3 separate regions of the Mus musculus genome follow, and all the other regions are linked to region 3. The links are chromatin loops, found by intact Hi-C in ENCODE. Cell type or tissue: heart. All regions are shown on one strand. Links, peaks and the distances in the headings refer to the core of each region. The heading gives the core; the rest is flanking DNA.

Evidence for each region. A loop is a pair of places that touch in the nucleus more often than their neighbours do. Peaks named below come from ENCODE experiments on the same cell type or tissue, not always from the same donor. Only the 100,000 strongest peaks of a DNase experiment are listed, where the experiment ranks them.
Region 1: a loop joins it to region 3, with 8 times the contacts of the local background. A loop is called at or near these places in 6 of 42 quality-filtered maps.
Region 2: it touches region 3 in a loop (8-fold over the local background); 14 of 42 quality-filtered maps call a loop at or near these places.

The regions. Positions count from the first base shown.
Region 1 is chr8:34,095,030-34,105,666 of GRCm38, reverse strand. Dctn6 (dynactin 6) reads left to right here. Exons shown (of 7, transcript NM_011722.4): 3 at 8,373-8,478. Among named protein-coding and RNA genes, the nearest start is that of Dctn6, 8.4 kb to the left of the region's middle. In heart, for the core only: a CTCF peak has its summit at 4,500 (motif pointing right); DNase peaks (open chromatin) are centred at 3,646, 4,016, 4,456 and 8,274; H3K4me3 peaks cover 1,357 bases; H3K27ac peaks cover 5,302 bases.
Region 2 is chr8:34,062,265-34,072,901 of GRCm38, reverse strand. Gm40487 (a long non-coding RNA gene) reads right to left here. Exons shown (of 3, transcript XR_870314.2): 2 at 9,396-9,638; 3 at 8,331-8,527. Among named protein-coding and RNA genes, the nearest start is that of Gm40486, 12 kb to the right of the region's middle. In heart, for the core only: CTCF peaks have their summits at 6,751 (motif pointing right) and 7,800 (motif pointing right); DNase peaks (open chromatin) are centred at 6,791, 7,361 and 9,501; H3K4me3 peaks cover 398 bases; H3K27ac peaks cover 2,115 bases.
Region 3 is chr8:33,764,546-33,775,182 of GRCm38, reverse strand. All of the region lies in intron 6 of Gtf2e2 (general transcription factor II E, polypeptide 2 (beta subunit)), which reads right to left. Among named protein-coding and RNA genes, the nearest start is that of Smim18, 22 kb to the right of the region's middle. In heart, for the core only: CTCF peaks have their summits at 6,559 (motif pointing left) and 8,164 (motif pointing left); a DNase peak (open chromatin) is centred at 1,972.

The DNA of each region.
Region 1 (10,637 bases), core at 1,295-9,294, 330 kb before region 3:
ACCAAGACGAAACCAGCCTGCACATGGTGGGTAACTTACATGCGAGTCCCCGGTGCCTCATCTACTACCCAGTCCTGTTTGTAAGATCTGTTTCCTGAGCACTGTGCCCCTGCAGATTTAACTGATGGGCACTCATCCTTAGTCACAGCTGCCTGTCACCTGCACAGACACAGCAGCACTTCTATTCCCACATACCAATGGTTTCTTGGTTTGGTTTGGTTTGGTTTTGGGTCTTGAGACAGGATCTCAGTATGGAGTCCTGGCTGGCCTCGAACTCACGAAGATCCAGCTGCCTCTGCTTCTGAGTATGGGATTAAAGTGTGCATCATGAGGCCTGACAATAGTTTCTTCAATGGGGGGGATGTGGAGAATGCCATTTTCCCTGGAATAAGTCGAGGCTTCCAGCCAGTGGCCTGTCTTACGAGACCAGTGAAGACCATGCCACTATGGCGGAACTTCGTTTAAAACGTGACCTGTTGAGTGACTATAAGCTGACAGGATGTGGAAGATGATTGGTTCTTTTCTGTGCTCTTAACTTTTGTCTTCACTGCAAACTTTGCATGAGGAGATCGCAAGCCATGATTTCTCCTGCATGTCACAGTGTCCTCCATTTCTCGCCACCTGCAGAGTGTATGTGGCTCTCATCACCACTCAGGAGGAACACAAGCTCACAGCTGTTCTGTAAGTAGAAGAAAAGGCAGACTAAAGTCATATGTGCCCTTAACTAGGAACACTTCCCTTGGGTTCCTTCCTCTTTCTCATTTTAAGTAGTTTATGATATGTGCTATATAGTACATCTATAGAGAGGATAGATATACCCACAGCATTAGCACACAGATGTATACTTGAAATGGCCTTACAGAAGCTTGCGGAAACTGTCAGAACACAAAAGGGAAGAATGGTTGTGATGGGCTCATCACAGCTTTAAAGGGATTCAGGCTGTGGCAGCTGGAAAGGCCTGAGGGTGAGAGCTCCCCTCAGGGTATAACACTGCCTTATCTGCACTCAGGAGACAAAGTGGCCAGGACTAGGAACGGCAAGGCTCAGCCTCTTACAGATTTCCCCAGACTGTAAGACAGTGCTGCCAGCGAGCCCATACAGGACTTTTCACACTCAGAGCCCACAATGGCCCCTGCCTAGGGCTCTGCTCTAGCACCTACCCCTCTTGTTCCTCTGGCTTTCTTGTCTTCCTCCCCTCCCTACATGCTGGAATTATGTAGGCAAAGATAGTATTTAGTTTATTATTTTAATAATTTCATTTTTTTCACGTGTATGGGTGTTTTTGCCTGCATGTATGTATCTATGTGTTTCAAATGCGCATAGTACTAGCTGAGGGCAAAGGAGAGCTCCCAGCTTCCCTACAACTGGAGTTATCAATAGCTGTGAGCGGCCGTGTGGGTGCTGGGAATTGAACCTGTGGAAGAACAGCCAGTGTTCTTAATCACTGAGCCATCTCTCCAGCCCCCACATGCACTTTCAGTCTGGCATTTGACCACTAGCTGATACTATACAGCTAGAATATTAAATCTGTAATGGTATGCCATTAAAGAGTTTTTTGTGATAGATTTATAACATACAGTCTCACTATATAACTCCTACCTCCTATGTGCTAGGATTAAAGGCATGTGCTACCGTGCCCAGCCTTATGAAGTGGTTAAAAAATTGTTTTACTAATCCTTTGAGAATTTCATAGAACATGTTTTGGTTATGTTCACACCTACTCCCTCAGAAGTGATAGAGAAAATCTTTAGGGAAAAAAAGCTGGAATGATTTGCTGTTTATCGACAGAGTGGCTTGCTTTATGCATAGTGTGTGTGTGTGTGTGTGTGTGTGTGTGTGTGTGTGTGTGTGTGTGTATTTCCTATACACATATAGTGATGCTCGGCATCAGATATGCACTAAGCATGCAGTGAACATGCTTACATTTATCTTAGAAACAGTTTCATTTTAAAAGCAAGGAAGGGGGCTGGAGAGATGGCTCAGCGGTTAAGAGCACTGACTGCTCTTCCAGAGGTCCTGGGTTCAATTCCCAGCAACCACATGATGGCTCACAACCATCTGTAATGGGATCCAATGCCCCCTTCTGGTGTGACTGAAGACAGCAGCAGTGTACTCATATAAATAAAAATAAATAAATCTTTAAAAATAAACAAGCAAGGAAAAGATGCAGGAGAGGGATGCAGTTATGCGGTGTTTGTCTCCCCGTTTTTATCTTATGATTGTTGTAAGTGTTTATCTCTCCTAACCCCAAACTTTATGCTTCTTTAATTGTGTATATAAAGAAGTGGTTTTTCCCAGACTTTGGGCTTAGATAATTATTTCTGTCACTGTTGCACTTAGCATAAAATATCTTCACTTTTTGGCAAGTATTTATTTTTCTGAAATAACACCTCGGATGTAAACCCTCCTCCTTTATAAACACTATTATAAAGTTTAATCAGAGCCAAGTTACCTGGTTCCAGCTCTCCGACCATGTCTTGCTTTTCCATGTCAAGCTTTTCTTTGGTTTTGCTCGGGTTCCTGGAGTAATAGTTGTAAATCATTCCTGTTGTCTATGCAGTTGGCAGTTGGAACTTGATAAACTACTCCCCAGAGAGTTGGGGAGCAGTAAACAGAAGTGTATGGGGTGCCCCACAGACGTGTGTGCTCCACAGAAGTATGTGAGGTGCTCCACAGGAGTGTGTGAGGTGCTCCAAGAAGTGTGTGAGTGCTCCACAGAAGTGTATGTGGGTGCTCCATCGAAGTGTGTGAGTGTTCCACAGAAGGGTGTGAGTGCTCCAAGAAGTGTGTGTGGGTGCTTCACAGAAATGTGTGAAGTGCTCCACAGGAGTGTGAGTGCTCCAAGAAGTGTGTGTGGGTGCTCCACAGAAATGTGTGAGGTGCTCCACAGGAGTGTGTGAGTGCTCCACAGAAGTGTATGTGGGTGCTCCATAGAAGTGTGTGAGTGCTCCACAGAAGGGTGTGAGTGCTCCAAGAAGTGTGTGTGGGTGTTCCACAGAAATGTGTGAGGTGCTCTACAGAAGTATGTGAGTGCTCCAAGAAGTGTGGGTGGGTACTCCACAGAAGTGTGTGAGGTGCTCCACAGGAGTGTGTGAGTGCTCCAAGAAGTGTGGGTGGGTACTCCACAGAAGTGTGTGAGGTGCTCCACAGGAGTGTGTGAGTGCTCCAAGAAGTGTGTGTGGGTGCTCAATCTAAGGACTGCCCATCTTTTTACACTTTTATTAGTTTGAAGAGGGCAGGGTTTTCTTTTCCTGTGTTTCAAGTTATTTGAACCTTACACTGGATCTGTGGTTTTCTAGAAATTGATTTATTTGTTCTAACAGTGAGGCTGACTAGAAGTATGAAGCCAGGTGTGTGTTCTGTCAGGGCTGCCTACATCCTACTGTCTCAGAATGGGGGTGTGTGGGTGGGGCTGTGACAGAGGGGCTGTTGCAGGGGGTAAATCATAGAAGTCCAGCCCTGGGGAGGCACACCGCCACTGGAAGGTGCTCAGACTGAGTCCTGCTCATTTTCATAGGATCAGACTTGTTTTCTATTAGACTGTTACAAAGTACTTTCTGTAAATCCTCCCTCTGAGAGTTGGCTGGCATGTAACGTGAGGAAGGCCCCAGGGGAGCCCCGGCCCACGAGCTTGTGAGGACAGACCCCCATGGCACAAGAGGAGCAGCCCGGGCACAGTGGGACACTCCCACCTGACCCTGTGAAGTCCAGGGTGGCCTTGAACTTCTCACCAGCAGAGCTCACCCCAACCCAGAGCCTCTGCTGGGGTCAAGGGAGTGGTGTAATTTTAAAAAGAAAGAGCTTGGGTTTATTTGTTGACATATGAAAATGTATGCAGAGCTTGCAAAGGTGAAGAGCGCCCTTTACCAAATGAGGGGAAAGAGGCATGATGCAGGAATGTCCTCTTGGCAGGGCTCTGGAAGCCCAGCCAGCGGTTTAGAAAAATAACTCATACGCCAGTTAAGGGAGCTCTGACTCCAGACACATTTGTCCAAACAAGGAGATAAGGCAGAGAGGCTTTCAGCACACTCAGTAAGAAAGTATACAAACCGCCCTGCCAGGAGCCGCGCCAAGAAGGTCCACGCGGAGTCAAGTGGGAAAGGGGACTTGGCATGGGGACTTGTTTTTAAAGAGCATTTTAGCTTTAAGACCCCTACACATGGCCTAAGTCAGACTCGTTCTAGGTAGAAGGTTTGTGGCACCCAGGAGGAGATTGTCTGGTAGGTGTCATGCCGCCCGCCGCTAAGGCTGCCCGGAAGGCCAGGCCCCCTGTCCCAGGCCTGCAGTGTGAAACTGCACACAGCTGTGCCTTCTTCCTGTTCTCCACACCACACTCTTAGCTGTCACATGTGCTCTGTGCTAGCCTCACTCGAGGGGCTGTGCAGTTTCTTGCGCACCCCCTCCCACTGCCTCCCCAACTTGCTTTCATCTCTCAACTCAAAGCAGATTGGCTTCCCTCTCTATTTCAGTCCCTGTGGGCCACAACCTGCAGTTGGGGCAGGATGCCAGCAGGTGGCAGTAGTGTCAAAACCAAAGGCCTCACCTAAGCTGTCCATGTGCTAGCTCCAAGAGAGCATCCCTGACATTTATACTCAGTTCTCCAGTTACCAGTTCTATTAGTAACTCACGATTAACAAATAATAATGACAGCAAGAAAACATCCGCTTAAACTGTTCAGATGCCGGGCAACAGAGAGTCAGAGGCAGATGCACCTCTGAATTTGGGGCAGCCAGGACTACATAGAGAGACCCTTACTCAAAAAAATACTCATTCTGATTTGATTTTGTTATGTAATAACTTTGTTTCATTTTACTTGTTTTGTTTTTGGTTTTTATGGTTTTTGTTTGTTTGTTTGTTTTGAGACAGAGTGTCATGTAGCCCAGGCTAGCCTCCAACTGGTTGTGAAGTCCAGGATGGCCTTGAACTTCAGATCTTCTTTCCCCCGCCTAAGTGTTGGGATTGCAGGTGGCACCACAATGCCAAACTGTGTTTTGTAAATAGAAGGGTGGTATGTGTGTGTGTGTGTGTGTGTGCGCACACACGTCAAGGCCAGGGACAACCTCAGGTGCCACTCAAGCATCCACCATCTGTGACGTTATAGAACTCAGCAAGTGTCTCCAGGGAGCCCTTTGTCATGGATTTTTAAAGAAAAAGTAGCATTGTCATTTGTTTTCAGAGGTACACGGAAGAGGAATGTTAAAAAAGAAAGACAGGCCACCAGTGCCAGGGGCTCCTAGTCTTCAGAATACATCCTTAGGTGGGCTTCTCACAAATTGTGCTTGTCACAGCTCCAACTTAAGGGTCAGCAGGAGGCCTGGTGCCTCTGGCTGCTTACCCAGCTCTGACCAGAGGTCTGCTGCCTGTCATGGCTCCAATGATCTCCATGTCCCACTTAATCCCTTACCAAGCAGAAGGCTCTCCTGTAGTTAAAAGCTGTTACCATGACACCTGAGGAAAGGAGAAAGCAGGCCCTGCTCTGTCCTCAGGCCTAAACTACCCACTTTGCTCAGTTTTCAGGAATTCTGAGCTCTTCGTGACACAGTAACCTTGTCGTTTTTAATGTCTTCCTGTATATATTGTGTGCATCCAAGAGCATGGTCAGGGGTCAGGGTCAGGAGTGGGTTCCAGCGTGTGGGTCTCGGGGATAGAATTTGGTTCACTAAGCTTGGCAGCAGTGGCTTTCCTTGCTGGGCTGTCCTGTCAGCCCCTGAATCTCTCCTTCAGAACTGCAGGTCAGATCCTGTGACATCTCTTTCAAACAGTGTTTCTTGTAACCCACGTTTCCCGTCCTGTTACAGATGTGGAAACAGCCCTTGAGAGAACATAAGCACACACATTGCCTATATGTGATAGAGACCAGAGTCTAGACTTTCTAGACTAGGATGGGTACAGGCTGGGGCTCTAATTACAAAGACCCTAACTTAGACTGTGGCCCTTGGAGTATTTTGAAACAAAATAGAAATCCGTATTGAGTGAGCTGTAGGTCTCCTTGGGCTTTTACCACTGGAGGGTGTAGAACTTGTTATCTCAGAAGAACCCAGGACTGGTGATGGCATTGCTGAGCACCTGGAGCCTGTGATGCCTAAGTGGCCATGCTGAGGAATGAGGTAGGTAAATGACAGTGTATTGATGAAATGTGAGATGCGCTGTAGCCATAAAGTGTTCGAATGCTTTTCTCCGAGTTTTATTTTCAAGCTTCTTACTGATTTTGTATGTGCTGGTGTTTATAGGTCTCAAGTATGCCACAGTGTTTAGTCTGTAGTAGCTTTTCCCTGCACTTAGACAGTCAGGCCCGTAAGGAGTAGGACTCACAGACAGGCCCCACCATTCTGTGCTTGCTTTATTTTAATTTTTAGTCGTGATTGTTTATTTATTTTATACTATTTGTGTGTGGGCATGTATCTATACTATACATATATGTGGGGGTGGGGTGGGTGTATTGAGAATATTCTCTCCCAAATAGCAAGGCTACTTGTACAGTCTCATACGCCTGTGTGCTTTGGGACTCCATGCCCTGTTTTGGGCCCCTACTCTCTTTATCAGTTCCCTTGGTTCTTTATCTCAGGAAAAGAATGAGCTGCACTGAGAGCCCATCCAGAGCCCCGCTGCTCACCTTGGAGGCTTCGGATCTGTTGGGGATTGGTTCTAATTGTGAATCTGTGTGTCCAAACGCTGAAGGTCCTTGTCCCCAATTGGTTTTTGACTGATCAGTAAAGAACCAATGGCCAAGCTTGGCAGGTAGACTGAGGTAAGACTTTTAGAGTTGTGTGGGCTAGGAGAAAACAAAGAACAAAGATGGCTATGACAGGGAAGAAGAAAGACCAGACCTAAAGGCCTGGACACGTGAGAATCAGGGAGAGTGGCCACATGAGCCACTTCCCCAATTGTGTTTGGGGTAGCAGAGATGAAATATAGGTTTTAAAAGATTTCAACACAGAAATACCAGAGGGGGGTGTTTGCTAGCAGCAGGAAGGATAAGAACTGCCCAGTCATTAAGCTAGTCAAGGCATATTAAAATTACCTGGTGTGTGTGTGTTTCATTCGAGAATCCAGATAGCTCTTGGGCGGGTATGTACATGTGATCGATCCGTCAGGAACATTAAGCAGTTTAACTATGGCTACGCGTATCTGTTTCATAGAATTGGGTGGGAGTTGGTGCACTAAGTAATCCCAGTTGTCAGGACAACTTCAAAGGGGCAGAGATAGCCTGTGTTCTGTGTTCGGGGCGTGTGTGTGTGTGTGTGTGTGTGTGTGTGTGTGTGTGTGTGTGTGTGTAAGAGACGTTGGCACTAGGAATCCCATGCAGGGCCTTGCACACACCACCTATGCTCACGCTCACCAACTGAGCTGCTCCTGCTCCCGCTCCCGCTCCTGCAGTCTGTTTATTCCTCTGTTGCCCTTTAACATAGAGTGTTGCATCTTGCCTTTTATAAGCAGATAGTGACTGTTTATATACCACAGATTAACAGTTTATAACACAGAATCCTGGAAAGTGACACCTCTGCCCCCTTGATCCTTCCGTCCACCTTCCTTTCTGAGGGAGTTACTTCTCATCACTGTGTACAAATAAAAATAGCGTTGAGTGACCCAGCACTCGGGCTAGGCAGAGTCCAACAGCAGGAGATAGAGTGGGATCCTTCTTTAGAAAACAAAACAAAAACAGAAAGAAAAAATAGCTTCAATCCTACGATAAGAGTAGGTGGGTGTGTGGGTGGAGGAAGGTGTTTTCTCATCAGTGGGAGGTGGGCGTGTGGCCACTTCCTCCAGAGCCACCCAGTTCTCAGAAGCTGTCCTCCTTGTGCCCTTAGATTGAGACTGAGCTGTCTCAGGTCAGTGTCACGGCTCAGCACCCACCTCTGGCTCCTCTTGCCTCCCTCCCCTTAGGTATGAGAACTGTGCTTATCATGCCCTGCCTGCTTGCAGTTGCTACACACACTCAGATGATACAAAGAGGCTGAAGGCGGGCGGACTCTGTGTTTCCTGACTTCTGTGCACCTGTTTTTCTTAATCACATAGAAGCGCTCGCTGCGTTATAAGCAGTGTCAGGCCCGTCTGAAAGCAAGGACAAGAATTAGTGTTATCTCTGCCCACGTACCACACACTGTCTCCACACTCTGAGGTCACAGGCGGTTGGATGGAGGCTGAGCTGTCCGCTCTGCCATGTGTGCCCTTTCACTTCCCTCGGCTGTAGGTCTGGCACTAACTGCTGCTGATAACAGCCGGAGATAGTACCTGTACGGTACTCAGCACGGTGCCTGGCACGGCCTTAGAAAAGGTTCCTCCCCAAGCTTCCCCCACCTCCCTCACCTCCCACCTCCTGCTGGAAGTGCAGCCTGCCCTGATCATCTCCTCTCCCCTGCTCTGCTGCACAGGCCCGAGGACGGTGATCCACCCTAAAGCACGAATTATCGCGGAGGCCGGGCCAATAATCATCGGTGAAGGAAACCTGATAGAAGAGCAGGCCCTCATCATAAATGCGTGAGTAAGACTGTGCTCCAAACTGGACGGCACGGGGAAGGTTTCCCAACATCGGCCGCTGCCCAGGAGCCTCTTACAGCTTAGCTCAGGAACGAGTATTCTTTCTGAGCAAGAGAAGGGGGAGGTTTGAGGCCTGGTTAGCATTAAGTACATGAGAGACACAGAAACCAAACCAGAAAACACTGAGAAAAACACACACACACACACACACACCAGCCCTGGGTCTGGTGATCTCCCAGTGGGATACTTGGATCCATCAGCAAACCTGTAATGGTTTCCTGATCCCATCCAACATCCCTGTGTTGTGCTTACCATACCTACTACTGTTTTGGTTGGATTTCTTTTGATGTCTGTATGTGAATTTAACTCTGTTTTGCCATATTCCACATGGGAAGCATCCAGAATTATATTCACAAGTATGGGATCCTTGTAGCAATTTGTAAACTTTAAAGAGAACAATGTGAGAAACTGTTAATGTATACCTTTGTGCACTGAGCTACAATACCCAGGATATTTTCGAAAGCATGTATAAATTTTTCTAGATAAAATTTTGGCAAGAAATTTAAGCTTTTACCTAATTTGTAGCAACAACGTATGGAATTTGTGTGGGAAAATATTTAGCTGTGATAAAAGGGCTGATTTGTCTGACACTTACACAGGACGTGTGGGAGTTTCTGACGGTGTGAATCCATCTTTCCCAGTATTACTATCCTCCATCTTTGGCACCTTGGTTGTGAGATCATTCATAGCAGCCTGTGAATCAGCAGAGATCAGCTGTCAGCTAAAGCTCTGCTCTAAGAGGACAGCTTTATCGTCCACATATGTCACTAAATACCCATCGCTCCGAAGAGCGGTTTCCATTTCGCAGTTGCAAATGGTTATTACAAATGGAAAAATTCCACGTTAGGCCTGATTTTGATCCTTCTCTAGCAGGCTAAAAGTATATTTATTGTTTGGGGGTTTGCTGTTGTGTTTTACATTGTCCTAGAGAACTGTCCTCTGAACATAATTTTTCTTTTATTGGATATTTTTTTTATTTACATTTCAAATGTGATCCCTTCTCCAGGTCTCCCCTCCAGAAACCCCCTCTCCCATCCCCCCTCCCCCTGCCTCTATAAGGGTGCTCCCCCACCCACCCACTCCCGCCTTCCCACCCTGGCATTCCCCTACACTGGGAAATGTCCTCTGAAGTTAGAATTTAAGAAATAAAGGAAGGCTAGAGAAGTGGCTTGACAGTTAGCACCTCTTGCTGTCCTTGTGGAGTCCTTGAGTTCCTGTCTCTTCACTCACACAGGGCAGCTCGCAGTGGCGTCAACTCCAGGAGGTCTGATAGATTCCCCGTCCCAGTTCTCTCTCTCTCTCTGAGACAGGATCTCTCTGTAGCCCTGGCTGTCCTGGAACTCACTTCGTAGACCAGGCTGGCCTCTAACTCAATCATCTGCCTCCCTCTGCCTTCCTAGGATTAAAGGTGTGACACCTTCTTCTGAGGTTGTTTCGTTCTTGTGACTTCTCACATTTCTGTAGTTATGTTCAACTTAGGACCTAGCCTTTCCCAGCACAGAGGGGATGTGGAGCAGTTATTCCCCTGGCTCAGGACCTAACCATGCATCTTAAGCTAGGATAGCCATGCATCTAAGCTAGGATAGCCATGCATCTAAGCTAGGATAGCCATGCATCTAAGCTAGGATAGCCATGCATCTGAGCTAGGATAGCCATGCATCTAAGCTAGGATAGCCATGCATCTGAGCTAGGATAGCCATGCATCTAAGCTAGGATAGCCATGCATCTGAGCTAGGATAGCCATGCATCTAAGCTAGGATAGCCATGCATCTAAGCTAGGATAGCCATGCATCTAAGCTAGGATAGCCATGCATCTGAGCTTGGTGCAGGTAAAACTGAGACAGCTGATTCAGATTCTGTTTTGTTTTGGTTTTTTGGTTTTTTTGGGGGGGGGGTTGGGGGGCTTGTTTGGTTGGTTGGTTGGTTTTGGTTTTTTCAGGACAGGGTTTCTCTGTGTAGTCTTGGCTGTCCTGGAACTCACTCTGTAGACCAGGCTGGCCTCGAACTCAGAAATCTGCCTGTCTCTGCCTCTGTCTCTGAGTGCTGGGATTAAAGGCGTGCGCCACCACGCCCGGCTTGATTCAGATTCTGAAAGGGGA
Region 2 (10,637 bases), core at 1,821-9,820, 300 kb before region 3:
TTATCATGGGTTGGGTTGTTTTGTTTTGTTTTTGCTTTGTTTTGTTTATAGCCAGAGAAAGCTGGCTCACACCAGATGAAGGCACAGAGATACATGCAGAATCCAGTGTGAAAGCAGAAGAGACTGGAACACTAACCTATAGGCCACAGGACACCCGGGATCACCAGCCTCTCCCAAGGCCAGGAAAGTGCAGGGAGCAGTGTCCTGCTCTGAACCCTGCAAAAGGACCAACCTGCAAAAGACATCTTCCTTTTCTACATCCAGACTCTAGACCAGACCTATGAGCTAGTACGTTTCAGTTGTTTTAAGCCACCCAGCTTGTGATGGTTTATTATAACAGCCCTAGGAAATCAAATGCAATGAGCCATGCCCTCAGCTGACTCCTGTTCAGGCTGACCTCTGAGGAAAACAAAGAGAGAAAAGGGAGAAAGCTGTGGCTGGGTCAGTGACAAGGGATTCACAGAGTCTGTTGGAGAAGTACTCAGCAAGGGGCAGGGCCAACCACAGGTGACTGATGTCAGTTCCCAGCTGGGTTCTCCTCCTGAAGGCCATTTCCTCTGGTTGGAGAGAGGGCCATAGTGATGACTTCCTTCCCTGTTATCTGGGTCCATGCTATTTCCAGAAGTTCTGAGTTATCGTTCACCAGGATAAGCAAGCCTTTAACACACAAATCTCTAGTTTGAGACAACACTGGTTTCAAAACTTTGGCTGCAGCAGGATAAATAACATCACTGGGGCTGGAGAGATGGCTCAACGGTTAGGGGTACTGACTGCTCTTCCAGAGGACCCTGGTTCAATTCCCAGCACCCACATGGCAGCTCACAACTGTCTGTAACTCCAAGATCTGACAACCTCACACAGACATACATGCAGGCAAAAACATACCAATATGCATAAAATAAATTATTTTTAAAAATTTAAACTCATCACTTTCCTCACTTTAAGTCATTTGTAATTAATTTTCTTTGGAAACACACACACCTAACTTTAACAATGGCTGCTCTATATATTTTCCATTTTCTCTAAAGTGAGCAAGTATTTCTTTTACAGTGGGAACACTGCTATGAAATCTCCTGTAAAGGAGGGTCAGACACAAACACACACACACACACACACACAGGCACACACACACAAAACGTGACTGGGTAGACAGATTCCTCTCAGAGAGAAGTGAGGCTGACGAGGAGAATACGATATTAGAAATAGCTCTTGAGGACTGGAGAGATGGCTCAGTGGTTCAGAACACTGACTGCTCTTCCAGAGGCCCTGAGTTCAATTCCCAGCAACCATATGGTGGCTCAAACCATCTGTAATGGGATCTGCTGCCTTCTTCTGGTGTGTCTGAAGAGAGCACAGTGTACTCACATACATAAAATAAATAGATAAATCTTTAAAAAAAAAAGAAATATCTTTTTAAGGGCATCTTTCATCTCAACACCCAGGAAGCAGAGATAGGAGAATCTCTGTGAGTTTGAGGCAACCCTAGTCTTTAGAGATGAGTCAGGGATGCATAGTGAGACTGTGTCTCAAAAGGAGGAGGGGGAAGAGGAAGAGGAAGAGGAGGAGGAGGAGGAAGAGAGGAGAAAAAAAGAGCAAACTCGGTAGCACACATCTTTAATTCCAGCACTCAGGAGGCTGAGGCAGGAGATCTGTGGATTTCTGAGCTTCACTGGGTCGGGAACTCAGGAATGGGGTAGTAAGATGATTCTGACTTGAGCCATCTCAGGAGGCTGCATGTGAAGCATCTATGAGTTGGAGGCCAGCCTGGTCTACAGAGTGAGTTCCAGGTCATCCAGAGCTACATAGTAAGACCCTGTCTTGAAAAAAGAAAGAAATTAGAGAGAGAGAGAAGAGAGAATGAGAGAAGAAGAGGAAAGGGGAGGGGAGGGGAGGGAGGAGAGGAGAGGAGAGGAGAGGAGAGGAGAGGAGAGGAGAGGAGAGGAGAGGAGAGGAGAGGAGAGGAGAGGAGAGGAGAGGAGAGGAGAGGACTTTCCAGTGTATGTGACCTGGAGACCTCTCTGGTCCAAGGCACTATTATTTAAAGGCACCACAGGATCTTAAAATAAATGTGGTCAGGGCTTTATTCCCTTTGTGTTATAGAGGGTAGAGTCTTAAAAAGAGTTTTGTAGTGAGAACTTTGGTTTCTTTGGAAAAAAAACAAAACCACAGGAAGATTATGGGAATATGTCTCCATTTTAATCCCAGATGTGGGACGTGGGGCTGCTTCAGACTGCTCACAGCAGCTGACTGTGATTTGCCTCGTGCTCTAGCAGAGGCGTGATTTTTGCCAGCTGCAGACAGTTTCTGCGATCGTGTGATATTTGGAATGCTGGGGACTCTTCAGAGGGTATATAAACGCTAGAGCCCTGAGTGGTGGGTTGTTGGTTGGCTGCAGTTTGTTAAGTAACTGTGAGCAAAGAAGAAACAAGAAGAAATTAGATATCCTGCCCTTGAAGATCAAACTTGCCCCAATGAACTGGACACCCTTAGTCAGCAGGAAGTAGTCTAACAATAGCGTTGCCCCCTTCTCCCTTATCCTTTTTTTCTCTTCCATCTAGCCTCAGGAGGTTGAAAGGCTGGAAAAGGGGTGGTGAAAGGTGGAAGAAAGAAGAACCCACAAAGTAGCAGAAAGTCCGGCTACAGAACTCAATGATTTTTGTTACAACTCTAGAGTCTGGATAACAAGAGAAACCATCTCTCAGACTTCCCTTGAACTTCAAATGGGAAGTAAGGAAGGCTGTGAGCAGTGTATAGCATCTGTAGTTCTCCATAAAAATGCAGACTGTACCTTCGGGGTGACACCTTCAGTGTCTGCTGAAGATCCCCGCAGTGACTCTGCATCATTTATCTCATAGTAAAACCTCAGTTTTTCAGGCCTCAGACAGCAGTCTGCCTTTCATCTGAGCTTCTCTGGGTAGGGAACTCTTGGCAAGATGGATCTGACTTGAGCCCTCTCGGGAGGCTCATGGTGAAGCATGAACCAGGTCTGGAGGATCTGCTTCCAAAGTGACTCCTCCAGGTGGCTGGCAGCTGACGCTAGCTGGGGGTCAGGAGGCATCTCCTCAGGACTGGCTTCCTCCAAAACGACTGACCCGAGAACAAGCATGATGCTTGACTTAATGTCATAACTTGTTGATAGGGACCCCTGGGTACCCTTTTGGAAGCTGGCTGCCAATCTCTCCTCAGGATGAAGTCACGATTATAGCATTATCAACAGATCCTTGGTTGGTTGCCAGGCAACAAGCCTTGGGGGCTGGGCATATTCAACACCCTAGTACCAACTTTCTGAATCCAGAAGGTGAAGCATCCAAAATATACCTGGCTGCATAGAGACCTGTTAGAAATGAACCAAGAAGTCAGAAAACCCTGACAAACACTCCACCCCAATTCAACACTTAGCCACATCTGATCTATATGCTGTGGTATGCACAAATCTTGGGTCTATTGGTCTACTTTTGAATTAAGCTTTATAAGAAGGAAATCCAAATCCTTCATAGAAATACAGAAAATACCCTCACGGTCTGTCTTAGTTAGGGTTTTACTGCTTTGAACAGACACAATGACCAAGGCAAGTCTTATAAAAAACAGCATTTAATTGGTGCTGGCTTACAGATTCAGAGGTTCAGTCCATTACCATCAAAGTGGGAGCATGGCAGTATCCAGGCAGGCATGGCACAGGAGAAACTGAGAGTTCTATGTCTTCATCCAAAGGCTGCTAGTGTAAGACTGACTTCCAGTCAACTAGGGTGAGGATCTTATACCCACACCCACAGTGACACACCCATTCCAACCAGGTCACACCTATTCCAACAAGGCCACACCTTCAGATGGTGCCACTCCCTGGTCCAAGGATATACAAACCGTCACACGGTCCTTCCCAGTCAACCTCCAACTCCATTCACATATTCACACACTGAATCAAGAGCCACTGTCCTGACATCTCCCTGTTGCAGGATTTAACAAGTCCTAGGGATTTGTCTAAGTTAGGGTTTTCGTTGCTGTGAACAGACACCAGGACCAAGGCAAGTCTTATAAAGGACAACATTTAATTGGGGCTGGCTTACAGGTTCAGTGGTCCCATCCATTATCATCAAGGTGGGAGCAGGCATGGTCCAGGCAGGCATGGTACAGGAGGAGCTGAGAGATCTACATCTTCATCTGAAGGCTGCTAGCAGAAGACTGGCTTCCAAGCAGCTAGGATGAGGGTCTTAAAGCCCACACCCTCAGTGACACACCTGCTCCAACAGGGTCACACCTTCTAATAGTGCCACTCCCTGGGCAGAGCATATACAATCACAGGATTCAAATAAACAAAGTCATACAGTATAAGCTTATTGTCTTTTTAAATCCCTATCTCTAATAGGGAGCCCATGTTCATATTCTCCCTGAACAGTCTCTAGAAGAGGGCAGGTGCACATCAAAAAAAAAAAAATAGTGCTGGTGTCTGAGCATACAGGATCAGTTGATCTGGCCTTGAGGATACAGGATCAGTTGCTCCAGCCTTGACGCTTCCTCATCTTGCTCTCCTTCACATGCACCCTTCCCCTCTTCTCTGGATATCATTGCTTCCCATACCTAGAAGCCTGGCATCATAGATAGTTGGTAACAACACCTTCTGCTTCTTTCTCCAGCAGCCAGAGCCAAAGAAACAGAAAAGACCACATACTTTTCAGTGTGCAAAGAGAGAAAGCCCCAGTGACTGGCTTGGGGTGAATCCATCTTCCATCAGGAATATCCTACAAGCCTTTCACAAGCCCTCTGTCTCCAGGTATGAGCCCTTCTGAATAGCTCAGGCTAGACTTGAGCTCTATAGCCCAGCCTGTCTTCAAAGCTACTATCTTCATGCCTCAGCCTCCTGAGTTCTGGGCTACACAGTCCAAGTCTAGACTGGGCCACCTATTGAGATCCACTGTCCTTGGTGGAGTTCTGATGCTTAGTCGAAACACCATGACCGAAAAGCAAGTTGGGGAGGAAAGGGTTTATTTAGCTTACACTTCCACTCTGTAGTCCATCATTGAAGGAAGTCCAGACAGGAACTCAAATGAGACAGAAACCTGGAGGCAAGAGCTGACGCAGAGGCCATGGAGGGACGCTGCTTACTGGCTTGCTCAGTTTGCTTTCTTACAGATCCCAGAATCACAGCCCAGGGATGGCCCCACCCACAAATGGCTGAGCCCTCACTATCAATCACTGCTTAAGAAAATGCCTTACAGGTTTTCCTATCTGATGGAGGACTTTTGTTAACTGAGGTCCCCTCCTCTCAGATGACTTTAGCTTGTCTCAAGTTTATGTAAAACTATGCAGCACATATGAGTGTTCTGCCTCACCGGGCATGGTGGTGCACGCCTTTAATCCCAGCACTCGGGAGGCAGAGGCAGGTGGATTTCTGAATTGGAGGCCAACCTGGTCTACAGAGTGAGTTCCAGGACAGCCAGGGCTACACAGAGAAACCCTGCCTCGAAAAACCAAAAACCGAAAAAAAAAAAAAAAAAAAAAAAAAAAAGAGTGCCCAGGGCCTCAAGAGGAGGAAAAAAGACAGAGTCAGACACCTTGAAACTGGAGTTGAAGTCACTCCGTGAATGCTGGGAATTAAACCCCAGTCCTTTGAAAGAGCAGTGAGCGCTCTTAACCACTGAGCCATCTCTCCAGCCACTCTGAGAGTTACCAGGCTGGTTTTTAGAAGCATCTCCCCCATCCCCAAAACTGAAGAAGAGCCCTGCCGCTGCCCTGGGATGCCTTCTTCTAGTCTGAGGAGATTCTGATTCTTGACAATGCTTTGAGAGAGTTTGTGAACGAAAGTGTTTTGTTACAGCCGGGTGTGGGTCCAGCACTTGGGAGGCAGAGGCAGGCAGATTTCTGAATTCGAGGCCAGCCTGGTCTACAGAGTGAGTTCCAAGACAGCCAGGGCTACACAGAGAAACCCTGTCTCGAAAAAGAAAACAAAACTAAACTAAAAAAAGAAAAAAGAAAAAAAAGAAAGAAAGTTTTTTGTTTATTTTTCAGCTTTCATTTTTTTTCTTTTTTTTTTTTTAAAGATTTATTTATTGATTATATGTAAGTACACTGTAGCTGTCTTCAGACACTCCAGAAGAGGGTGCTAGATCTCGTTACAGATGGTTGTGAGCCACCATGTGGTTGCTGGGATTTGAACTCTAGACCTTTGGAAGAGCAGTCGGGTGCTCTTACCTGCTGAGCCATCTCACCAGCCCTCATTTTTTTTTCTTAATCAAATAACTCAACAATGTCATGACTAACTCCACTGATAGAAATGAGAGAGAGAGAGGGAGAGGGAGAGAGAGAGAGAGAGAGAGAGAGAGAGAGAGGCCAAGCTGTGGAAACAGATAAGGAAATGACAGGAGGAGAGAAGAGAAAGGACCAGAGAGACATCTTACGGCTTGACATGATCAAAGGACAGAAACACATCTATAAAAAGGAGAAACTGGACCCCGAGCTTCAATCAACCTTCTAGAGCAAAACCAGATCCTGAGCCATCCCTCCTCCATTGGAGGAGGGCTGCTTCAGCACCGCCGCCACCGTGGCCGGCCCAGAGCACTTCTCTGTTATTGTTAGTCGTCGTCTGTCCCCCCCCCCGACCCCCCCCCCCCGGCTGTGTCTATCGTTGTTGGGTTTTAGTGCTTCCTAAGTGTGGATTCAGATTTTTAACAGCTGCTTCCTTGATCTCTAAAAAGTGAAGACATTTTTGGCTGAACAGTTTGACTGATTCAAGCTGCAGAATTCCAAACGGCCAGCAGGGGTCAATCAACTAACGTGATATTTTCCCCCCTAACTTTTAAAAAAAAAAAAAAGTTCCATGGAATCTAGGTGGCAGCAATGGAAGTCCTCCTTCACCTGCGCTTGCTTCACGGGCTGTTCAGAGATGTTCTAACATAGTCTTTCTTTCCTTCCATTCATCTTTCCTTTCTTTCTTCCGTCTTTTTTTTTTTTTTTTTTTTTTTGCCATGCTGGGATCAAACTAAGGGCCTGCCTCCTACCTATATGCCAGGCAAACACTCTACTTCCAAGACTACAGCCCATTCCATCACTCACTTTTTACCGCCTGTCTCTTCCCTCCCTTCCAGCCCAGCACCCATTGAATTATCAAAGGCTCCTTGAACACTTCTCATCTATAAGATGCTATGTTTGATGTTTGGGGTATGGAGACAAAAAGGGGACCAGTGATTTCTTCTCTGCTCTAGAGAACTGTCTCCTGTTTGGCCGCAAGGCTAGATGGCTAGAGTAAAGCATTGGTAACATGGCTACGATCCCAACTCTTGGCTTGAAGAAGACGCAACTGACCAGAGCTGAGTGGTCCAGGCTGCTGGCGCTGTTGAGCTCCTTTGGGTCATTTAGGGACGTGGCTCCTTCCCATCATGTTGCATCACAGTTCCTAGGATGTTGTTCTTGGCTGAGTGGTCAAAGCTGGGTCATGACCACCTTATATTTGGTCCAGAAAAAGGGGAAGAGAAAAAGCAGACAGCAAACTGTTTCCCCTTAAGCAATAAGCATGGATGTCACGCTTATCTCTTCTATCCATAAACTAGGGTGGGGACCTAGTCATATGTTTGGCCTTGGCCACAAGGAAGTCTGGGAAATGTAGTCATTTGTTAGGTTGTGATATGCCTAAGGTGTTATTAGTAGTAGGGAATAGCTAGTATCTTATCAGGAACCTCTCCTTCCCTCCCCACTTTCTCTGACTCACAAAGAAAACAAAAAAACAAAAAAATCTTCATATCTTTTTTTTTAAAGATTTATCTATTTATTATATGAAGGTGCACTGTTGCTGTCTTCAGACACCCCAGAAGAGGGCACCAGATCCCATTACAGATGGTTGTGAGCCACCATATGGTTGCTGGGATTTGAACTCAGGACCTCTGGAAGAGCAGTCAGTGCTCTTAACCGCTGAGCCATCCCTCCAGCCCCTTTCATATCTTTTGATACTGCTACCAATTGTAACTTCACCGTCACCATTTAGAAACCGTCGTTCATAGGAACTGGTGGCGAATAGAATATCCTTCAGGGGCTGGTGAGATGGCTCAGTGGGTAAGGGCACCCGACTGCTCTTCCGAAGGTCCGAAGTTCAAATCCCAGCAACCACATGGTGGCTCACAACCACCCGTAATGAGATCTGATGCCCTCTTCAGGTGTATCTGAAGACAACTACAGTGTACTTACATATAATAAATAAATAAATCTTTAAAAAAAAAATTAAAAAAAAAAAAAAAAAAAAAAGAATATCCTTCAGAAGTTTACTGTGAACACCACTTTACTCCCAAGATGCATGCTGCTACCGCCCCTCCAAGGGTAACAAGTCTCACCATGACAACTAAGATGATTAATTCCCAGTAAAATGAGACCCGGACTAGAGATTACTTTCTGTGCATGAGAATGTGACATTTGAGTTGACTCTTTGAAGCATGATTAGAAGCCAGTCAGGTGGAAAAGGAGGAAGAACATTCCAGAGTGCGAACAATCTGTGCAGAGCCCTGTAGCCATGGAGGGTCAACTGCATGCATTATGCAGGGTGAGTCTGGATAGGGAGGCAAGCAGGAAATGGAAGAAAATAAGACTATGCCAGATCTACATTCCAAACTGGAGAATTAGATTTTGCCTTGCTGGGCAAACGCTTTGGCCTATTTCCCCTCGGTGTGTGTGTGTGTGTGTGTGTGTGTGTGTGTGTGTGTGTGTGTGTGTTTTCTTGTTTGTGTTCTCTCTCTCTCTCTCTCTCTCTCTCTCTCTCTCTCTCTCTCTCTCTCTCTCTCTCTCTCTCCTTGTCTGTTCAAGTACACTCACCCATGAGTGTGCTTTTGCAAACCAGAGATCAAGTGTCTTTATTGTTCTCCTCCCGACCTTTTGAGTTAGTCTCCCTCTAAACCTGGAGCTTACCTCTCAGATTAGTAAACTTTGAGGAACCGGCTGTCTATACCAGTGCCTTTCAACCTGCTGGTCATGACTCCCTGGGGTCAGATATCAGATATTTACATTTCAATTCATAGCAATAGCAAATTACAGTTATGAAGTAGCGACGTAATAATGTTATGGTTGGAGGTCACCACAGCATGAGGAACTGTATGAAAGGGCCGCAGCATTAGGAAGGCCGAGAACCACTAGCTATACTCTCCTGACACTAGGGTTACAAATTCTGGCTTTGCTCTCATATGGACCATGCTGCGACTCAAATTCAGGTCCTCGTGCTTGTGTGGCGATCTGTTTACTACCCGGCCATCTTCCCTGGTCCCCATCTTTCCAGTCTCAAGCCTCTCTGTCACTTTAGGGTTAGCTTGTGTGTCTGGCTCTGATGAGTGGCTCCCAATTTTCTGGCATCGCTGAGGATGGCCCAGGAAAGCCTCGAGAGATCAAATTCCCCTCAGGAATTCGCGAGTGGAACTGTTACTCACCTGAACCGCCACGGGCAGCTTAGAAAGCTAATTTGGTCAGGAGTAGTTTTTGTTTTTTTTAAACGACCACAGGCTGAGGCAGGTGTGCAGAGGGAACCGGAATGAGCCAGAAAGGCCTCTTTGGAGTCCATCCCGGTCTCCAGTTCCAGGATGCAGTTCCTTCCCGAGGCTGAGGCACATTTTCCACTTCAAGAGTCCTCCTTATCATCCTCTGTAGCTTCAGCTCCCAGAGCCGGTCATGCCCTGAAAAAAAGTTGAAAATGTTAATTGGAACATTCCAAAAACAATTTACAAATTTTAAACAGCCCACGGGGGAGGATCATGGCTCGGGAGATCACGTGCTTCCTGTGTAGGCAGTGGATCTGGGTTCAGATCCCCCTATACAAAAAAACAGGTGTGGGAAGGGCTGGAGAGACTGCTCGGTGGTTACGAGTACAGACAGCTCTTGCAGGGGACTTTGCTTCCAGCACTCACGTAGAGCGGACTTACAACCAACTGCAACTCCACTTCCAGATGTGACACCCTCAGGCACGCACGTTGGCTACATACATACATGCAGGCAAAACACTCATATAAAACAAGAAATGAATAAATCTCTAAAAAAAAAAGAAAAAAAGAAAAAAAAAGTGGGCTGGAGAGATGGCTCAGTGGTTAAGAACACTGCCTGCTCTTCCAGAGGTCCTGAGTTCAAATCCCAGCAACCACATGGTGGCTCACAACCATCTGTAATGGGATCTGCTGCCCTCTTCTGGTGTGTCTGGAGACAGCTACAGTGTACTTATATATAATAAATAAAATCTTTAAAAAGAAAATGAGAAGTAGGAAGGAAGCAAGAAAAAATATGGTGTGATGGCACACTCCTGTAATCCCAGCACTGGTGGGGTGGAGAGAGGCAAGTCCCTGGAGTCTTCTGGCCAGTCAGTTTAGCTAATTGATGACTTCATCAAAAAGACCTCAAAAAAACAAGTCAGAGGGGCTGGAGAGATGGCTCAGCGGTTAAGAGCACCGATTGCTCTTCCAGAGGTCCTGAGTTTAATTCCCAGCAACCACATGGTGGCTCACAACTATCTGGAATGTCTGAAGACAGCTACAGTGTTCTCATATACATAAAATAAATAAATCTTTAAAAAAAAAAAAAAAGCCGGGTGGTGGTGGCACACGCCTTTAATCCCAGCACTTGGGAGAAAGAGGCAGGTGGATTTCTGAGTTCGAGGCCAGCCTGGTCTACAAAGTGAGTTCCAG
Region 3 (10,637 bases), core at 1,640-9,639:
TGCTGCGCTAGGCTTCTTGTTCACCATAGCCGAGGAGGTTGCAGGCCTGACTATTGCCAACCCTACACCAGCACACACCTCCCCTCCTTGCCACTCCACTACCATGCAAGCTACGTGACGGCTCAGTGGCTGTTCTTCAAGGAGACATGACTTGGTTCCCAGTACCCACCCACATGGCAGCTCACAGATATCTCTAACTTAGGTCTAGGGGCTCTCATGCTCGTGTTGCCTCCACTGCTCTGCTTAGTAGTTAAGAGCACCAACACACATGCAGGCCAAATACCCATGCAAGAAATAAAAAAATAAAAAAGATAATTTTTTCCCCAAACTTTCAATCTAAAGCAAACAAATGGTGACTAAAGTGCATGTGAATACATGCAAGCGACTAATGCATTATTTCAAGAGTCAAAGTTCATACAGCCAGTCTGGCTACTGTTTGGTATGTTCCCACGCCTTCTACATGTGACACCCTACACCACCCCAGAACTCTACCAGGAAGAAGGTCTCTGAATAAACCTCTTTGCTTTATAATTCACCCAGTCTGTGACACTTCTTAATAAAAGACTAAGACAGCAATCTTAAGCTAAAAGGAGCAGAGTTGGAGGCAAGAGACAACAATGACCACAAACCACATTACAAAGCTACAGTAATCAAAACAGCATAAAAATAAAGAAGTGTCAACCTACAAAACAGAATAGAGTACAGAGAGGATTATCTTAATATCAGTTAAAGTAAATATCTCAATTGATTTTTAATAATGTAAAAGCAGAAAATGAAACAGTCTCTTTAATAATGTCTTGGGGAGTCAGTGTGGCCAGAGCGATAGCTCAGCAGTTAAGAGCACCAGCTGCTCTTCCAGAGGACCCTGGTTGGCACCCTCAGCACCCACATGGTGGCTTACTCACGCCATCTCTTAATTCCGGCTTTGGGATTAGGCTCTTTTCTGGCCTCTGCGGGTCCGAAGCACATAGGTGGCATACAGATATACATGCATGCAAAACATCCACACACACAAAACACAAAGTGTGCCAGAAAAATAATTGAATCTACAAGCAGGAAAGGCAGGCTCTTTATCTCATACTATGTGCAGCAGTCAACTGGATGTGGATTACAGACAGAAAGACACACACAGAGTTTTTAAGAGCTCTGCTGTAATTATCTGTTCCTCTGTAATGACTCTTTCTCTTCTTTCACTGTCTTCATCTTCAGTAGTTAGCAGTCTGAATAAACCAAGTCTGATGTTTTCCTCTTTCATTGGCTTGGAGAGGCATGACTTATCTCACGTGCTTAGATCCATCCTGGTTTGATGTCATTAATTCTAGAAAATTCTTGGCCACTGATATTCAACTTTCTCTTCCACCATCTCCTTCAGACTCAAATTATCCATGAAGATAATTGAAGACCATGTGATATTGTCCTACAGATCGTTAAAAATGTCCCCTTGGCTACTACGTCATGTGTCCTGAGAGGCTACTGGAGTTGCTCTTCAGCTCTGTCACCACACTTTCCATTAGATGTTCTTAGTGACATATTCCACTTCATCATACAGTTGGTCTGGCCTTTTCTACTACTTAGGTCAACATTAACCTTTATTTTAAATTCTGTGTTTAGCAGTTTATCTAGTAGTTAAATATCTGTGTCTTAAGAATTTGGTCTCATTACTGACCTGGTCTCAACAGTATAATATTTTCCTTTGTCTCTTTTTATGCATTTTTTTCCCAAGCAGGACATCCTCTGTGGCCAGCTGAAATCAGAGGTAATAGTCTGTATGCCTGGAAATGGGAACGCCTTTCCTTTGCCAAGCCTGCAGTGAGGCAATCTAATCAGGATGTACACTTGGTCAGCAACATCTTCTGCTATCGTTCACCATAATAAACTGGCTTCCAATTCTTTACGCCACTCCTTGTGTTCAGAACAGGGCCTGGTTTGTCCTAAGTGTTTTCCATGGCTGCTGCCCTCCAGGCTTGGGTTTCCCTGTTACACTGGCTCCCCTGTAGTCTGCCTGAGTGTTTTGGAACTTCACATTGCTAAGGGTATTTCGCCTGCATGTATGTTATGCATCATATGTGACCAAGGCAGTGGAGGCCATAAGGGCATCAGAGCCCCTAGAACCTGAGTTAGAGATGGGTGTGAGCCACCATGTAGATGGGTACTGGGAATCAAATCAAACCATGGGTTCTCCTAAAGAACAGCCTCAACCTTCACTGCAAGAATCTGGTGGAGCCGGGCGTGGTGGCCCACGCCTTTAATCCCAGCACTCGGGAGGTAGAGGCAGGGGGATTTCTGAGTTCGAGGCTAGCCTGGTCTACAGAGTGAGTTCCAGGACAGCCAGGGCTACACAGAGAAACCCTGTCTCGAAAAACCAAAAAAAAAAAAAAAAAAAAAAAAGAATCTGGTGGAGTCTATGGAGAAGGGCTTGGAGGTGGGGAATTTGAACCTCTGAATCCATACCAGCCTTGAGACCTATGTCTTCATACTAATCGGTGCAGTCTTCAGCAATACTTTCAAATTCTTAACTACATTCTTTTGATTAGTGCTCATTTTGTCTGTCTCAGGTAAGTGAGTATCCATACCTCGTCTTTTCTTGGGATACCTATTCATAGACTGCAGAGCAGACAGCTGTTCTGTAACCTCAGCTCCCTGATAGACTAAGAAGGTCCTAAATTTTCAGATTCCTGGCACTGGCATAATGGTAGGATCTAAGAGGGAGTTAGAAGTTCCCAACTACCTAACAGCCAGGGTTTTTTTAAGATTCACTTTTTAAATGATCAGTATATGTATCTATGTGTGTGCATGCACATACAGATTTATACATGTTTGCAGGCAGGCATGCATGCATGCGGGCATTTGCTTGCAGAGTCCAGAAGTGGATGTCTGATCCCCTGAAACTGGAAGAAGCTACAAGCACTTTGGAGGTACCTGCTGGGATTGCTGAGAACTGAACTTGGGTTCTCTACAAGAGGAATCGGTGTTCTTCACAGCTAAATCCTCTCTCCAGCCCTTAAAAGCCAAACTTTAAGACAATGTGATGATTCTGCCTACATGAGATGAATATATAGCATTCACTTACAAGTAATGACAGATCAAACAATATCTTTTTAGTTCCAATAAAGCACACAAAATAACTTTTACATTTTACTATTGTTATTTTGTTTTTAATTATTTCAGTTGTTATAAGAAGTATGGTGCACACCTTTAATCCCAGCACTCGGGAGGCAGAGTCAGGCGGATCTCTGAGTTCCAGGACAGCCAGGACTATACAGAGAAACCCTGTCTTGAAAAATAAAAAAGTATACTATACAAAATAATAGTTCTGGCATTAGACCAAAATTTCCTTTATTCTAGTTTACCAACATATGAAAAACGTGTTTTTGCGTATTAACCCATCTGTGTATATATGTATGTGTGTATTTATGTGTGTGTGTGTGTTATCTGTGTAAACAAAAGGGAAAGAAGCTGTGTTCATAATATCACTTATTCACTGGCTAATTTCATTCCAGAGACTTCTTACTATGCTTCTGTTGGTGACACTGTAAAATTTAAATTCTCTGAAAACAAACTGCTTGACCTGCCTTTTTATTTGATATGTGCAAAAGTTTGTATGCTGCCAAGGGGTGATGGCACATGCCTTTAATCCCAGCACTCGGGAGGCAGTGGCTGATGGATCTCTGTGAGTTCAAGACCAGGCTAAGCCTACAGAATAAGTGACAGACAAACAAACAAAGGGAAAAAAAGCTTGAATGCTAAAGATTTCTTATTACACAGTCACAGAGGCATTCCCTACAAGAATAGCACTAGCCATGGTGTGACAAATGAATCTGTTCATTAACACAGGACCTCAAAATATATGCTGTCCTGGCTAGTTTATGTCAACTTGACACTAACTAAAAACGAGGGAACCTCATTTCTAGGGACAAAATGCATTCATAAGATCCATCTGCAGGACATTATCTTAATTAGTGATTGGAGGAGGAAGGCCTAGCCCATTGTGGTGCTAGCCCTGAGCTATTTTTTCTGGGTGTGGTAAGAAAGCAAGCGACTCCTTCCATGCTTGAGCCCCTGTGCTAATCCCCTTCTATGATGAACAGTTCTATGTGTTCTATGTAAGTAGAAACCCTTTCCTCCCAGCCTGCTCTGGTCATGGTGGTGGAGCAACAGTAACTCAACCTCAGATAAATACTGCTCATGCACCAAAACAAAACTCAACTCTCCCGCTATAGCATGGCTAATAAATCATTTCCAGAGAACATTTCCTGACTTCTCTGTCCTGAATTTACCTACTTTTTTCTCCCGCCCTCCCTCCCTTCCTTTCTCTCTTTTGGCAGTGCTAATGACCAATCCCAGAGCCTTGCATATACCAGGCAAGGATTCTACCATTGAGCTGTATTACACTATGTTGTGCTTTAAACCAAGGTCTGGGTATATAACTCGGCCTGCTCTGAGGCTCTCAAGCCTGTTGCCTCAACCTCCCACGTGCTGAAATTACAGGCATGTACCACACTCAGCATTATAAAAAAATAAAACATTTTTATTGTTTTGCCTTTCTTTAGCCTAATGCTGTTACAAGATGTGTTATCAATGAAACTATACAGATATTTTATAGCTACTCAAATATTTAAGATGAACATTAGATCACAAATTTCAGTAGTATTTGAGAGGACCCCAAATTTAATTGATTTTTAACATATTTGAGAATACAAACTGTTCAATAATGGTGCAAAGTGGGATAAACTTTTTTTTTCCTTTTTAAGATTTATTTATTTATTATCTGTAAGTACACTGTAGCTGTCTTCAGACACACCAGAAGAGGGCATCAGATCTCATTACAGGTGGTTGTGAGCCACCATGTGGTTGCTGGGATTTGAACTCAGGACCTTCGGGAGAGCAGTCGGTGCTCTTAACCGCTGAGCCATCTCACCAGCCCGGGAAAAACTTTTTAAGTTTATAAAACATGTCTAATAAACTACAAATTAAAAACCAAGGTAATTTTGGTTACTTTGCTGTTTTTGTCATTGTTTTTTTCCCAGAGTATCTCTCTCTGTAGCCTGGCTGTCCTGGGACTTTGTGGATCAGGGTAATCTCAAACTCAGAGATCCCACCTATCTCTGCCTCTCAAGTGGGGGGGTCAAAGGTGTGTACTACCATACCCAGCTGAACCTTTATTTTCTCTAATATTGTCAAGTTGCTTAAAAAAAAAAAAAAATAGGTTGGATACACTATAACCCTGGAACTAGACTGAACTCAGGAACAGACCAAAGTGGAAACAGTGAAACTGTTACCTCAGATAGATAAGCTGGTGGTTAGGTAGACAGTCCCAGACACAACCCTCACTGATGGCCTGACACACCTCTGGTTATGCCTGTGAAAGCATTTCTGAAACAAAGGTGTTCTGTTTTGCTGTTACTGTGATAAACACTGACTGAATCCAACTCAAGGAGGAAGCGTTTATTTCAGCTTACAGGTTACAGTCCAACCAAGTGGGAAGCCAAGGCTGTGAGTTCCAGGACAGAGAGGGTTATGTAGACAGATCCTGTCTCAAACAAACAAACAAACAAACAAACAAACAAACAAACTGGCCATATGTATACATGACACCAAGCTTCACTCATAAAAGCATATGGCTAGACAGACAGACAGACAGACAGACAGACAGAGACAGACACAAGAAAACTGTCAATCGGCGTAAAAATTGCGCTAAAATACATGCATGTCACCAAACCATCAAAATATAATGCTCTGGGGACGTCATGTTGTGGCAGAAAATGTGCCCAGCATGCCAAAGGCCCTAGGTCCATCCACAGCACCACAAAAATAAAACTAGATAATCACTTAAAAGAGCAACAGAGTGCAAAGTAAAGACTCAACAACGATAGCTGCTAGAAGAATCCGAGAACTCTAGGAATAAAGATAAAACATTTAAGCTTCTAAAACCAACTACCAGCAATGAGGAGATCGTCCCATACAGGGATTCTCATCAGAAATACCAAGAGCCACTAAACGATGTAGCTGTAGAAGAGAGTTGCAAATACAGCCCAGACTTCTAAAATCCATCTACTTCTTTCCTATTTAGCTAGTCAAATCCAAAACTACAAAACCCTGAGTTAGGATAACAAGCGGCCAGATAGGTGGACTAAGCCTCTTAGATACTATATTTTCAATACTACTGCTAGCAGCTAGCAATTTCTATGTACTAATTAGGAACCAGATTCCTTTCTATTTAATTATCATAAACTCACAAGGTAAAAATCCCCAGTTTCCAGGGAAAGGAGATCTTATCGAAGCTATAGATTTAATTCCTTGGACTGTTCTCTTACATTCTCTTGACCACCAACATTTATATTATATCTAAATTAGTAAGAGTCTGGTTTAAGGAAATAAATGTCCTTTTGAAATTAAATGCATGCTTTAGTTTAAATATTCTGTTTACTTCTTAATTAAGAAAATCCCTACAGAACAAACAATAGGACACGTGCTTTTATTATAGACAAAACTAAGGGTGATCTTTCACTTGCTTGTCCATTCAAGAGCATTTCTGCTCTACTGGAGACTGACACCTAGTGGGCTAAAACAAACATCACCATTGATGCCACCATATCAAAGACAAACATCACAATGAGCCATGACTGAGGGTAGAAGGACACAGGGCTAGGGCTTGAACTCAGAGCCTCATATATGCTAGGCAAACACTACTACAATACCCCAGCTCCAAAACCTGTAGATTTTCAATTGGCCTTACATGGAAATACATATTTACATCATAAACAAAAACTTTTTCAAATTAATTTTACATCGGTGATTTATACCGATATCTACTAAAAACTCATGTTATCCTCAGGGCTCTTGTCCATGACTGTTCCCTACAATGTCTCTTGAGCATTCTACGATTATAAAATTATCATGCAACATGTTACACCATACAGATGTTTGACTTACAATGAATGGGTTACATCCTGATAAACTCATTGGTAAGTTGAACATACAAACTAAAATACACCTAAGCTACTGAATAGCACACTTAGCAAACTGTGGTTCTCACATCACTGCCTATAAGGTCAAAAAAAACGATATTCACTGAGTGTACTAAATAATTGAACCCATGAACATATCTCAATCCATTTTCTTTTTTATAAATATTAACTGAATCTTTAACCCACTCTTCACGCAGAACAGTCTGTCCCCCAAGGAACATTTGGTAATATACAGAGGCAGCTATGGCCTCACACCATGGGGAAGCTGTGTCTCTGACAGTTAAACCAGCCAGAAATGCTGATAAAGGTTCTATATTGCACTGAACAACCCTCTACAACAACAACAACAAAAATTTTAGCCTCAAATGTTAATGCTACCAAAGTTGAAAATTCTGCTCCCATCATCTTTCCTGGAAGGTATTAATTACTGAAAAATATCAGTTTATATTAAATGGAGTTTATAATACAATACTGTTCACAACTATTTTGTGTTGTTTTAATTCTTCATTTTCTACGTTGTATACTGTATATAGAATAGCTTGCTATTGTAAATCACAGAAAAGGTACACTTTTCACCTTCTAGAACTTGACCAAGAATTGTGAACGGCTGAAGGAAATCACAAGTTACAGCACATATGCCGCCCAGGCATCAAACATCTACTGGTTACCTATAGCTATCAGGTATCATATATGTGGAGTCATGGTGACTCCACATTTAAGTTGACAGTTATTTCATTTATATTTTGTTGCAGGCATTAACTATGCCTGATTACTTATTAATATTTAAAGAAAAAAGTTAAATATAATCATTTACATTGCATTTAGGGTATTCTACTGACTTTTAAACTAATTATATATTAGAAGTTTATACTGGAGCTCAAGAGATGACTCAGTAGTTAGGAGCAGTGACTGCTCTTCCAGAAGACTAAAGTTTGATTCCCAGCACCCACACGGCAGCTCATAGCTGAGACTCCAGTGCGAGGAAACCCAAAGCCACCTTCTAGTCTCCACAGGAAACATGCAGATATGTGATAAAGACAAAACACCCACACACATAAAATTAAAAATAGGGCTGGTGAGATGGCTCAGTGGGTAAGAGCACCCGACTGCTCTTCCAAAGGTCAGGAGTTCAAATCCCAGCAACCACATGGTGGCTCACAACCATCCGTAACAGGATCTGACGCCCTCTTCTGGAGTGTCTGAGGACAGCTACAGTGTACTTACATATAATGAATAAATAAATCTTTAAAAAAAAAATAAAATAAAATAAAATTAAATTAAATTAAAAATATTTTTTAAAAAGCTTATATGTTTATTTAAATTTCAGATGAATAAGAGTAACAAAATGGCTGTCATAAAAAGACAATTTACTAAATCTGATTAAGCAAACATCATTAGACGAGACCCAGCAGGTGTCTCTGCACCATCAGACACACGGACATGCTCCTGGCTGCCTGCATGTGGCTCCGGTTTCAGCTGACCTCATCTATTTTCACAGAGATCACCTATGAACTCCACCCACCTTCCCCCTTAAACAAGCATGGCAAAACACTTATGTCTTTGCTAGTGTACGGACTGTGTAAAATTTTTAGATGTGTATCGTCTTCTTCAGAATGTAAGCTTCAGGGCTGGTGAGATGGCACACTGTACCCCAAGCCTGATTGCCTGAGTTCAGCTGTGAGGACCCACATGTGTGAAGCAGAGAACTGACCCCTACAAGCAGTCCTCCACATGTGTGCCACGGAGGGCACGTTGCCACACAGTAGATAAACAAATGTTAAGAAGAAATGAATAAACCCCTTAGTGCAATGCCTTCAATTAATGACTACAGCACACAGAACAAATTATTTAGTAGGTTTACAAATAAGCATTCAGAGACTAAAGCAAAAACCCAGAACCTGTCAAAAACAGAAAAGTTTGTAGAAAGCCTGGTGTGATGGCATATACCTTTTATCCCAGCACTTTAGGAAGCTTTAAGTCCAGCCTGATCTACAAAGCCAGGGATAGAGTGAGGCTACACGACCAGAATAGCACTGTGAGATGCTTGTATCAAAAAAAAAAGTTGGGCCAGGCGTGGTGGTGCACACCTTTAATCCCAGCACCTGGGAGGCAGAAGCAGGTAGATTTCTGAGTTCGAGGCCAGCCAGCCTGGTCTACAAAGTGAGTCCCAGGACAGCCAGGGCTACAGAGAAAACCAAAAAAGTTTGGTAGAGAGTAAGAGAAAAAAAATTGTACAGTTTTCAAAATAAAGGAAGGGTAGGATGCCCATAAAAGACAAATATAAAATGGCACTAGAACTGATTAAAAATCTTAAAGAGGGGCTGAAGAGACAGGAGGTGGTTGAGAATACTAGCTGCTCTTTGAGAAGACTTAGGTTCAATTCCCAGCACCCACATGGTGGTTTACAGGGTATCCAACTCCCTCTTCTGGCCTCCTCCAGCACCAGGCAGGCACTTGGTGAACAGATATATATCTAGGCAAAATATCCATACACATAAAATTGTCTTAAAAGTTAAGGATAGGGGCTGGAGACATGGCTCAGTGGGTAAGAGCACTGACTCCTCTTCCGAAGGTCCTGAGTTCAAATCCCAGAAACCACATGGTGGCACACAACCATCCATAATGAGATCTGACGTCCTCTTCTGGTGTGTCTGAAGTCAGGTACAGTGTACTCACATATAATAAATAAATTAATTTTTTAAAAAAAGCTAAGGAGAACCATAGCCACCCACAATAGAAATGTCTCAAACAAGAAGATACAAGTGAAAGTAAAAGCCAGGCAAAAAAAGGTGTCCAGCATATAAAGGGGAAAGAGTTATGACAAGTGAGCTGAGCTACAGATAGATAAAATCTAAGAACTGGACAGCAGTAAAATAACACAATGCAACTGAGAGGAACACTGTATGAGTATGAACATAATCCTTAAGCTATTATCATTCAAGAACATGCACAGGTTTAAAACTGCATGAAAATATATAACACATCAATTACACAAGTACTGAAGGAAATCAACAACTATTAAAACTGTGTGAAACTTCAATGTCTGATTAATCATTGTTCAGAGTAAATAGTCAAATTTTTAACAGGTAGCAAGTGATCTGACAGATTATATGTTGTTAAAGTAAAACAACAAGAAGCAATAAAAGTCAAATAATAGTTTGACAAAGAATTGAGGAAGCCATACCAAGTATAAAAAGTTGGCAATTAAGAAGCAGAATAACAGAGAAAATTAAAAAGGTTCTAGAAGCCATCTTCTGCAAATCTGTTGCCATTAAATGTAAGGAGCGGGTGTAGCGGCTACCGCCGCTGCCCCAAGATGGCACCCCGACAGCTGCCAGGTCTTATGACCTACACCTGACTTTCTCATTACCTCAGACATAGCCACATCCCAGCCGCCTGCACAGCGCAGATGCCATGCCTCGTCAGCTCGCGTGAACCAATGGACTGCCGTTACGTGACTGGGGTGACTGGGAGGAGTCAGTAGGGTATTTAAGGCGCGCCCCGGGGTTGTTAGAGGGGATTGTTGTTCCTGCATTGCAATGCTAAGTGTTCTGAATAAACCTGCTTGAAGAAGGTCGACGTGGTGTTGGGTGGATGCGACAATTAAAGATGTAATTTGTAAATAAATTATTTTGAAAGAAAGCACATTTAGTGTGGCTGACACATAAA